Regions from separate parts of the Homo sapiens genome. Here region 1 is linked to region 2. A link is a contact called in ENCODE Hi-C or POLR2A ChIA-PET data. All regions are on one chromosome and are shown on one strand. Each heading gives the region's core, a stretch centred on a gene start or an enhancer-like site at or near the end of the contact. The rest is flanking DNA. Distances are from core to core; before and after follow the strand shown. Region 1 overlaps BIN1 (bridging integrator 1). Region 2 holds the start of BIN1 (bridging integrator 1).

Region 1 (5,083 bases), core at 2,538-5,037, 57 kb before region 2:
AGCTGAAAGCTGCCATGGAACATATCTTGGAATCTTATATTGTCAAAAACCTAATCTAAATGCTTTCTCCTGGATAATGTATTTTAGATGAGGTGGGTTTTTTTGTTTTTTTGTTTTGTTTTGAATTTTCAGGTTGAAATAAAAGCAAAGACTTCCCATGATGGCACTGTGGCTTCACACCTCACAGAGCCCAGGGCACGTGCACCCAGGCTCAGAAGTGGGCTGGGCTCCAAGCCGGCTCCACCCACAATGCACTATGGACCTTGGGCAGGGGAAATGAGGCTGTCAAGGAGGAAGGGATGAAGGAGGGAGTGAAGGAAGGTAGGAAAGGTGGGAGATCTCCAAGCAGGGGCAACCAGAAAGAGGCTCTGTCCCAACTGCTATGACTTCCACTGCTCCTGGAAGCCACGGATGGCAGAGCCAACACTATCTGCCCCCCACAGGACCAGGCAGGGCCACAGCAATGACAATCCTGCCACCTAAAGCAAAGCCCAGGGGCTTTACCCCAAAATAAAGCTCAGACTCTGACAGTCACCTCACTCACCAGCTTTAACTATTACTAAAGAGAGCCGTGAGCTCCTTCCACCTGGAAGTGCAGGCTGCTCCCTGGGCCCATGGGCACAGTCCCCGCAGCTCCTGGAAAGCTGCTGCTCAGACCTGTCCAAGTCTGCCGATGGAACTGAAGCGCCCAGAGCGGGGTCAGCAGGGGTCAAGAGATGAGGGACAAGCCAGGCCAGCATGCCTGCCCCCCACCCAGGCCCTTCAGACCCCACCAGACACAAGCATTGCCCTTGGTCTGGGGTCAAGTGCTCAGACCCACAGTCCAGTGCCATCACTCACCTGCCGGTAACTGGACCTCCGTGGGCCTCAGCTTCCTCATCTGTGAAAGGGAGTCCTGGTACCTGAACCACAGGTTCTCTTGCGTATTAAATAAGGTCACTGAGTGTGGTGGCTCATGCCTGTAATCCCAACACTTTGGGAGTCCAAGGCAGGTGGATCACCTGAGGTCAGGAGTTTGCGACCAGCCTGGCCAACATGGTGAAACCCCATCTCTACTAAAAATATAAAATTAGCCGGGTGTGGTGGCTCACGCCTGTAATCCCAGCTACTCAGGAGGCTGAGGCAGGATAATCGATGGAACCCAGGAGCGGGAGGTTGCAGTGAGCCAAGGTCTCGCCATTGCACTCTAGCCTGGGCGACAAGAGCAAAACTCTGTCTCAAAACAATGAAACAAAATAAAATAAAAAGGTCACTTAGGATAGCACTCAGCAGATTTCTCGGACAGAGATGGCTCGCCAAGCCCCTTCACCCAAGCCCCCAGTCCCTGACCTCCAGCTGACCACCCCTAAGAACCCCAGGGGACAGGGGCTGAAGCCCTGTGGTGCACCAGCCCAGGGCAGCGGGCCTTCGGGGGCAGACCATCTCAGTAAGAAAGCCACAGATAACACGGTTCCATCCGCACTCACGGACAAGAAGAGGGAGAACAAATACACACACGTTTTCTGAGAGTTTTTATCATTTTTTTTTTGTTTCATTTTGTTTTGAACACTAAGATTTATTTTCAAACAGCACACAGACCGTCTGCGGGGCAGAGCCAGGCTAGGCTGGTGTCTGGGCCCCACCCACAGCAGCTGCCAGGAAAAGAGGACCCTTGCCCGGGTGGCGCGGCCGAAGCTTCAGGCAAGCATGGTGGCTCGGCAGCCCCCAGCCCCGCCCTGCGGCCAGGCACACATGCGGGCACAGGCAGGGGCGCCAGAAACTCAACTAGAGGACACAGCAGCTTCAGGAACACTGGTGAATTCCGCCGGACTTGCCGGGACGCGGCTCTTTGGAAAACGACCTAATCTTTGGGAGAACGCCCCTCTGCCTGGGGGTCTCCTCTTGATTTCCCTTTGCTCTTCAAAAGATGAAAAACGAAAACAAAACAAAAAAAAGAACCACACATTTTTCGGGAGGAGGTGTTCTTCACACGCCCGGAGGCTGCCTGGGCCCCGCCGTCATGGGACCCTCTCAGTGAAGTTCTCGGGGAAGACGCCACGGCACTTCTCCAGCTCCTTGTGCTGGTTCCAGTCGCTCTCCTTCACGCCCATGAGCCAGCCTTCATCCTGAGGGGCAGAGCACCAGGTCGCACAGGGATGAGCAAGGGGCTCCACCCCACAGGGCACGCATCCCACTCCAACCTGCTGGGAAGACGGCCCCTCCTCCTGCTGTTGGTGCCTCAGCCTGCCAAGCCCACCTTGAGAACACCTCCTCCAGGCAGCACTCCCTGATGCTGCTGGCTGAGGCTCCTGCCCAGAGGCACCACAGGAGCCAGCCTGTCGTCCGCAGGTGGATCTAACCATTCGTGGCTGGTTTTGATGAGTCCCACTGCATGCATGATGTGCACATCAGCCCTTCCAGGATTCCAGGCTTCTCAAACAACCCCAGAAAGTTTTGGGAGTGACAACAAGTTACAAGTTCTAGAGGGACTTGGGGCCATCCCACCAGTCCCTCCAACTTCGACTTGCCCTTTGCTTCAATCCTGACACCCGCAGGGCCTTCTCTGGGAGTGCTGACAGGCCCCTGGCCCCAGGTGGGTCACGGGGAGCCGTATGGCCATCCACTCCTGCCAGTGGCTGGGCCGAGGCTGCCCCTGCAGCTGGGCTGTGCCTGGGGCCTACCTGGGTCTTTGTTATTTCCCTCTGTGTCATTGTCAGCCTGGTCACAGACCCTACTCATGCCCTATCTGAGCCCCCTCCAGCAGCCCCAGGCCAATTCTCACTGTGGGCTCTGGGTAGCAGTCTGCTTGAAATCCTACCCAGCCAGGGCTGGCCCACTAGGAGGTCCATGAAGACCTGGGGGCTTAGGAGAAAGGGCCAAATCAGTGCCAGGCCCACAAGGTCCTCATCACTCAGGCCTCCTGCCCCGGACCTCAATAAGTACCTGGTACCCCTACATCCCAGCCCAGGACCCCCAGTAGGGTCGGCCTCATCCAAGACCCAGGCAGACCCACTGTCACCCTCAGCCGCTCTGATAACCTATTCACACAGAAGCGTTGATGGCTAAACATGTTCTCTGGAAGCAGGAAGAAGCCGGCCAGGCCCTCTGTGCACAGCCCGAGGTGCTCAGGGGCTGAGCCGTGGAGGAAGCCAGATGCCCACATGGCACCACCGACCCCCCACAAGCAAAGCTGGCTCTACACAGCGGGGAGGCTCCTGCCAAGAGTCCAAGGCCCCCTGGGAGGGGCAACTGACCCAGATCCAGGAGGGTCCCAGACCTAGGAGGGACACACTTAGCACCCACCCAGGCTCAACAGGAGCCCTCACTTCCAGGAGATTAACATGAAGCCACAGCAGGAGGAGAAGGGTCTGGAAGGCATCGTGGGTGAGCCTCAGCCGGGGACACAGCTGGGAAGCCCATGGCCCTGCGTGCACAGGGCAGGGCCCGCCTCGAGGGACGGCACACGGGGCTTCATGAGCCCAACCAGTGCTCCGGCTGGCTGCAGGGTGGGCACCTTGTGGGCGGGGCAGGAGGGGTCAAGCATCCTGTCCCAGGAGGGAGGCAGGCCTCAGGCACAGCTGCCAGGAGAGGAGAAGGGGAGAGACAGAGGCAGAGCTGAGAGCGCCTGAGCAAAGGGGGGACGTGGGGAGAAGAAAGCAGAGGCTACAGGAAGAAGCGGGTATGGGGACAGGGAGAGAGAGAGGCCTAACAGGAGAGGGGCCAAGGGAAGGGAGAGGAGAGGGAGAGAGGAAAAAGCCCGACGTGGAGGGCGGGGAGGAGCAGTTGGCGCGGGAGCCCTGGTGCTCGCGGGCCTCTGCTGCCCCCTGCTGGCCTGTCTCCGCCACGGCGGTGCCAGCCGCAGCCAGGATGCCTGTGGTCCCCCTGCGCTCTGGCGGCCCCACCCAGCCCTCACCTGCTCTTCAGGGTTCTGGAAGGGGATCACCAGCACCACATCACCAGCCTTGAGCTGCAGCTCGTCTGTGTCAGTGGCCGTGTAGTCGTGCTGGGCCTGTACCTGCAGAGGATGCGGATCGCAAGTCAGACCTTCCGTCCCACCTCCAGCCCTGCACAGAGCACGGGCCTTGCGTGTGGGAGGTGCAGGTGGCAGTATGGAGACCAGGAGTGCTCAAAAGCAGCAGGACAGTATGGGGCTCAGATGCCACCTTGCTGGCTGGGAGTGACCTAGTAGCGCCTGCACAACTTTGGGCAAACCACAGAGTCTCCTGAGGCTCAGGGTTCTCATCTGCCCACCAGGGCACCGAGGGACTGCAGCAGTCAGAGGCTGTGGGCTCACCTTGAACATGAAACCTGGGGGCAGGTCCAAGCGCCCGGCCCCACTGCCGCCCTCCACGGTGCCATTCACAGTTGCTGGGAAGGTCTCCACCACGACAGCAGGAAGAGAGCTCTGGTGGCAGAGGTACGGGTCAGCTGAGCAGGGAGGTGGTCCAGGGACAGCCAGGGCCACCGAGGAGAAGAGGGGCGGGGAGGGGAGAAAGGTGTCTGCGCCTGGTGCCAGACCGGCCCGCCTCCAGCTTCCTCAACAGGAGCCAGGCCTGGACCAGCACCAGCAGGGGCCACAGGGGAGCCCCGGACAGGCAGGCGGGCGGCAGGGAGGAAAAGGCAGGGCTTTGTCCCTGCTGTCTTACGGAGGCTGCTTCACTTGCCGCCGTCTCCCCTGGCTCCTGGGCTCCAGCCGCAGGTTGGGTCCCACCCGCCACCTCCGAGGCCTCTGCTGGCTGCAACATAAATGCCGGCTTGGGGTCAGACACAGGACAGGACACAGCCAGGACACAGGAAACAGGCCACAGGAGGGCAGCACCCAAGCGACAGGGCCGGGGGCATCGCCTGGCTGGCAGCAGGGTCTAGAGCTGCCCAGTGCCTCGAAGAATCCAGGGAGCCTCTGCTGGACAAGCTGGGCCCTGGGCCGGGGAAGCAGCTGAAGAGTAGGCGCTGGCAGGCCCAGGGATGTGAGTGACAATGCTGTGAAGAAGCCCAGTGCAAGCCCCAGAGTGCCACCCCCAACCCCGCCTCACAGGCCCTGCTCTCTCGGCACCAAGACCTCGCCCAGCCACAGCCACCACCCGCCCACCCTGCTTGACCCGGC
Region 2 (4,845 bases), core at 1,663-4,162:
GGTAACATCCTCAATGCACACACCTGGATGTGCCCTGCCGTGCCCTCAGGGATCAGCCAGACCAGTGGTGGAGGCAGAAGGGTCAACAGGTAACAACAGTCAAAAAAGAGCTGGCTTGGGGACCCTACAAGAGTGCAGGCTGCCCTTGACCACACTGTCACCCTCACAGTCTGGATGTTTGTTTGGGCTGGAAGTGGATGTGGGAAGGCCGGGGGTGAAGGGTGGATGCAAGATACGGGCCCTTCTTCCTACGCCAGGACGCCAGGACTCTCCCAGCCTCCCAGCACAGCTCCTGCCATCCTTGCTCAGGAAACGCCTTCCTGTAGCCACAGGGAAACTGGAATTGCCCTATTACCCACTGATTTCACCAAGGCAAGGTAGGTATAGTGGTGGGGCTGCCTGTAAGAGACTAGGATTCCAGTTTCATTGACAGTGGGAGTTAGAGGCGGCACTGATCACCAACAGAAGACACTGAGGATGACCCTCCAATGATGGCACAGACTCTACAGGAAGGCACACAGCAGAGGCTGCTGTGGGTTGAGGCATGGGGCTTCCTGCGAGCAGGGCCTGCAACCCAAAGGGAGGGGAAGGCTACTTTCAGAGACCTGGCCTGGATGCCTGTCATGATGGTCATGCTGCCTTGGTTTCTGATGGGGGGAGGGTCCCTAACTAGTCTCCGGCAGGCAGAGAGCAGCTGGAACACTAAACAACTCCAGTCCCAGGAAGCCCGGCATGGGCAAGGTCAGCTGTTGGCCAAGACCAGCATGCCTAGCTGACCAACTGTCAGCCAACTGCCCGTGGCCACAGAACAGGGGCTCAAGAGAGAGGGATGGTGTCTCAGGAGCTCAGTGATACATCACCACCTCCTTGGAGGGGACACAGCCCTTGCCTACTGCCCCGAGAATGACATCAAAGATGCTGCTGCAGAGAAAAGACAACCAGGGCAAAGGAGACACACCAAGAGCCTTGGGGAGCCAGGAAGGGGTGGGACACCAGTGGGAAGGGGGCAGGGAACACAGCTCAGCTAACCTCCCTTCCCATTCATCTCCCTGGCCCTTTAGGGAAGGAAGCAGGCTCTGGCCCAGGGCTGCCTGCTCCAGGCACACAGATGGATTACCCAGTCATGGCAGCCCGGAGCAGGGGTGGCTGCATCTGTGCTGCCACCCCCCCACCCCACAACCTGAAGTCTTCCCAGCCCCCAGCCAGCTATTCCTGGGGCTTTAATCCCTCCTCCTCCTCCTCCTCCTCCTCCTCCTCCTCCTTCCCTGGGGTGGGGGGTTGGGGAGCTGGGTCTGGGCAAACCTGGACTTGGCTGAGGGCCCTTCCTTCAATGCACACCCACCCACCTCCTTAGCCAGGAAACACAGGGATGAGCAGTAGGACTCTGAGGGAGGTATGGGGAAGCTCTAGGCGCCCCCCTCTCCCCCATCCCCCAGCAATCACGTGGTTGCATCCTTAGGGAGCCCGCGGGTCTCAGAAGCAAAAGTCATTGTTTATAAACAGCCACCAGGCCTGGCAGGGGAAGGCCGGCCTGTCCCTGCGCCTCCACCCGGCGGCCGCGCAGCGGGTGGGAGAGGGGGCAGGCCTGGCCGCGGGGCACTGGGGGGCCACCCTGGCAGAAACACAGATTCTGCAATCTCAGATTTCAGAGTTGGAGTCGTCAGGGGAAGTGGCGTCAGCAGCTGGCGTGATCCAATTCAATAAACCAGAGGTGGCTTGGGATAGACAACTGACCGGGTGCAGACCCCCGCCCCTCAATCTCTGCATTTCCTGCACGCTCTGGGCACCCTGGGAGGCCCCGGCTCCATCCCCCATTCCAGCTCTCCGCGAGGAGGGGTCGGGTTTCCTGTGGCGCCTTCCACGCGCCTCCTCCAGGCCAGCTCCCCACCCGGCCGTGGGCTCCCAAAGCCAGTGCCGCCACCCGCTCCCCGGCCGCCGGAAACGCTAAGCCCCTGCTGGGGCGAGGGCACCTCCTTGCGGGGTGCGTAGCCCTGGGCTCCCGGTGGGGCCGGGCTGGGCGGGAGCTTCCAGGCCGCAGGCACCTCTCGGGAAAGGAAACCCAATCCCTCCTTCGGCCCACGGAGAACGAAAGTGGAGAAGCAGTGGGAAGGAAGGAACTGTGGGTGCCGGTTCGAGAAGCAGCCTTGGGAGTCCGGGGGAATAGTGTCCCCAGGGGCAGAGGGACATACTCCCTCTCGCCCCGAGCGCCGGCCCAGCCTAGGTTGCCTGCATGGGCCTGGAGAGCTGAGGGTCACCACCTGGCCTCCCAGCCTCCCGGCCCTTGGCCTCCAAAGCGGGGTAGCCTGGAGCGCGCGCCTGAGAAGAGCCTGGAGCAGGGCCGGCCACTGCTGTGCAGCCGAGCCACGAAGGTGCAAAGCGGGGCCCTGTCCTGCCCCGGCCGGGTGTGGGGAGACAGAGGACGCAAACCTAAGAGGGCACCCAGAGCGCCGGGGAACGCAGCCTGGGGACCTCGAAGCCCCTCGAAAGCGCTCCTCTAGAGGTGACAGCACCAGATCCTGGCGAAGGACCAGGCCCCGGGGTCGGAGGATAGGGGGACAGGTGGCCGGGGCTCCGCGGCGGCTGGGACTCCGCGGCTGCTGGGGCTCCGGCTCGCTCACCTTCTCCTGCGCGCGGGTGAGCTTCTTCTGCACGTTGCTGGCGATCTTTCCCGCCGTCACCCCTTTACTGCCCATCTCTGCCATCGCGGCGCAGGCCTCGCCCGGTGGCAGGGGCCGCTCTCGCGCGGGGAGATCTTGCGCGCCGCGCTCCCAGCCCCCAGCCCCGGCCGCGCGTCCAGACCGGCTGCCGCTCCACGCCGCGCACCCGACAGCGGAGCCAACTGACGGAGGCGGAGCGTGCGCCGGACGGGCGAGCGAGCCAGCGAGCTAGCCAGCGAGCGACGCGGGGACAGAGGGAGGGAGAGGGGAGGGGCCGGGCCTCAGGCCGCGGTCGGCGCCCCCCGCCCGCCCCCTCCGGACAATAAGCTGCCTTTTAAAGGGCCACTCCGGGCGCCGGCACCGCCAGGTCCGCGAGGAGGGAGGGGCGCGCGCGGCGCTGGGGCTGCGGCGAGCGGGACTCCCCTGACGCTCCAGCTGCACCGCCCCGGGGCGGGGACTAATCCGCCGGCCTGGCGTCTTGGTCTTCCCCGCAAGCAGTAATCTCCTGCAACCCAGGAAAGGAGACTAGGTGGAGGAGAGGAGTGCTTTCGAAATCAAAGAGAAAGTGCGGCGAAGGGGGCGCGGCCCTGAACAGAGGAGCCGCGGCTGCTGGGAGAACGCGCCCGGAGCCCCCTCCTTTTCCAGGGGCTCACCTCCCGCCCGGTGCCCGGTGCCCGGTGCCCGACGCTCCGCCTCCTCCCAGCCTTCGGCCCTCGGGTTTTCGCCCGGATACCCTAGGCGCCTCCGGGACATCTCCACATCTTTGCCTACGGCGCCTAGCCCAGTACCAACCGGTGCTTGGTCTTCCCGTTCGCTAAAAATTTATTATAATAACAACAACCTAGCATTACTGAGTGCTTACTGTGTACTAAGTGACTTGACAGGCATTATTTCATTCGGTCTCCGTGGCCCTAGAGGTAGGTGCTATTACTGTTCCTACTTTACAACCAACGCGCCGGGATCGAGGAACGAGATCTCTGCCTCTGTCTCCCAGGTGCTCCACCACCATACGCCGGGTTGTCTCCTACCCCCAGCAGGAAGGAATGATTAGTGATCATTATTCCTGGAGAAGATAAGGTTATTGCTAACCAGCTTTGCCAATAGACCAATGACACTTCTTTTAAGTTAATAAATACGTATTGAGTCTGCTGATACCCACCCCCATTCAGCCCTAAAACATGTCAGGGGCTACAGCACTTTGCTGCCCCTGGAAATTTCTAAAGAACTGTTGATTGAGTTGAGCAGAGAGATAGGTCCCGCTGAAGAGGCCTAGACGTGTCTGGTGCACACACAGGAGCCAGGGCTATGGCCTGCAGGACCCGCAGCGGTCAGAGGAGCAGAGCTGGCCAGGGACAGAGGTCCCTGAGAGGCTTCCTGGAGGAACAGGAAGGGCTCTTGCAGACCACAAACCAAGCAGTTTGTACAAATGGAGAAATCGAGTCCCAGGAATGAGAGGTTCAGCCTGGGTTCACACAGGCCATTCCCTCTTCCCTGGAAGGCCCTCCTGCTCTTTCTCCGGCTACTCGGGGTTCTTCCACCACCGCTCAGTGCTGCCCCATGGCCCAGTGTGTTCGTCTGTCCTCTTCCGGGCCTATTATCATGATGTCCCTCGGTATCCCCCAGGGGACTGGTTCCAGCACATCCGTGGATACCAAAATCCAGGGATGCTCAAGTCCCTCATATGAATTGACACAGTATCTGCATATAGCGTACACAAATCCTCCAAAATACTTTAAATTATCTCTAGATTCTTGTAATAGCTAATACAATTTAAATACTATGTAAATAGTTGTTAACGCTGTATTTTTTATTTATTTATTTATTTATTTTTAGACAGAGTCTCACTCTGTCGCCAGTCTGGGGTGCAGTGGCGCAATCTGGGCTCACTGCAACCTCTGCCTCCCGGGTTCAAGTGATTCTCCTGCCTCAGCCCCCCGAGCAGCTGGGACTACAGGCACGTGCCACCATGCCCAGCTAATTTTTGTATTTTTAGTAGAGACGGAGTTTCACCATGTTGGCCAAGATGGTCTCCATCTCCTGACCTCGTGATCCTCCCGCCTTGGCCTCCCAAAGTGCTGGGATTATAGGTGTGAGCCACCGTGCCCGGCCTTGTTTTTTATTTATATTATTTTATTGTTGTAGTCTTACTTTTTATTGTATTTTTCCAAATATTTTCAGTCCACAGTTG

What was found. Hi-C counts contacts between places; a loop is a spot of excess contacts on that map. ChIA-PET counts read pairs that join two places held with the same protein, here RNA polymerase II (POLR2A). Pooled maps may share reads with other maps.
Region 1: a map of dorsolateral prefrontal cortex shows a loop between it and region 2 (2.2-fold over the local background). The contact joins the enhancer-like site here to the promoter of BIN1 in region 2. A Hi-C loop is called at or near these places in 38 of 168 maps with a recorded cell type or tissue (B cell, CD4-positive, alpha-beta T cell, CD4-positive, alpha-beta memory T cell and 27 more), 27 of 37 single-sample maps with no recorded cell type and 40 of 50 pooled maps. POLR2A ChIA-PET finds 5 or more read pairs at or near these places in 13 of 52 experiments (AG04449, AG04450, BJ and 8 more).

What each region holds. Positions count from the first base shown.
Region 1 is chr2:127,046,529-127,051,611 of GRCh38, forward strand. It overlaps BIN1 (bridging integrator 1), which reads right to left. Exons shown (of 19, transcript NM_139343.3): 16 at 4,626-4,715; 17 at 4,274-4,384; 18 at 3,893-3,994; 19 at 1,504-2,105. The coding sequence ends at 1,998. Among named protein-coding and RNA genes, the nearest start is that of BIN1, 58 kb to the right of the region's middle. Within about 2 kb of position 3,788, at least 4 of the 41 ENCODE cell types and tissues checked have a DNase peak (open chromatin) inside an H3K27ac peak, as active enhancers do; they include dorsolateral prefrontal cortex, gastrocnemius medialis and psoas muscle, where a contact is called at or near this core.
Region 2 is chr2:127,104,242-127,109,086 of GRCh38, forward strand. It overlaps BIN1 (bridging integrator 1), which reads right to left and starts at 2,913. Exons shown (of 19, transcript NM_139343.3): 1 at 2,619-2,913. The coding sequence starts at 2,702. It overlaps LOC105373605 (a long non-coding RNA gene), which reads left to right and starts at 2,904. Exons shown (of 4, transcript XR_923311.4): 1 at 2,904-3,574. RefSeq lists an enhancer at 1-41 and silencers at 2,761-2,970, 2,852-3,146, 2,981-3,040.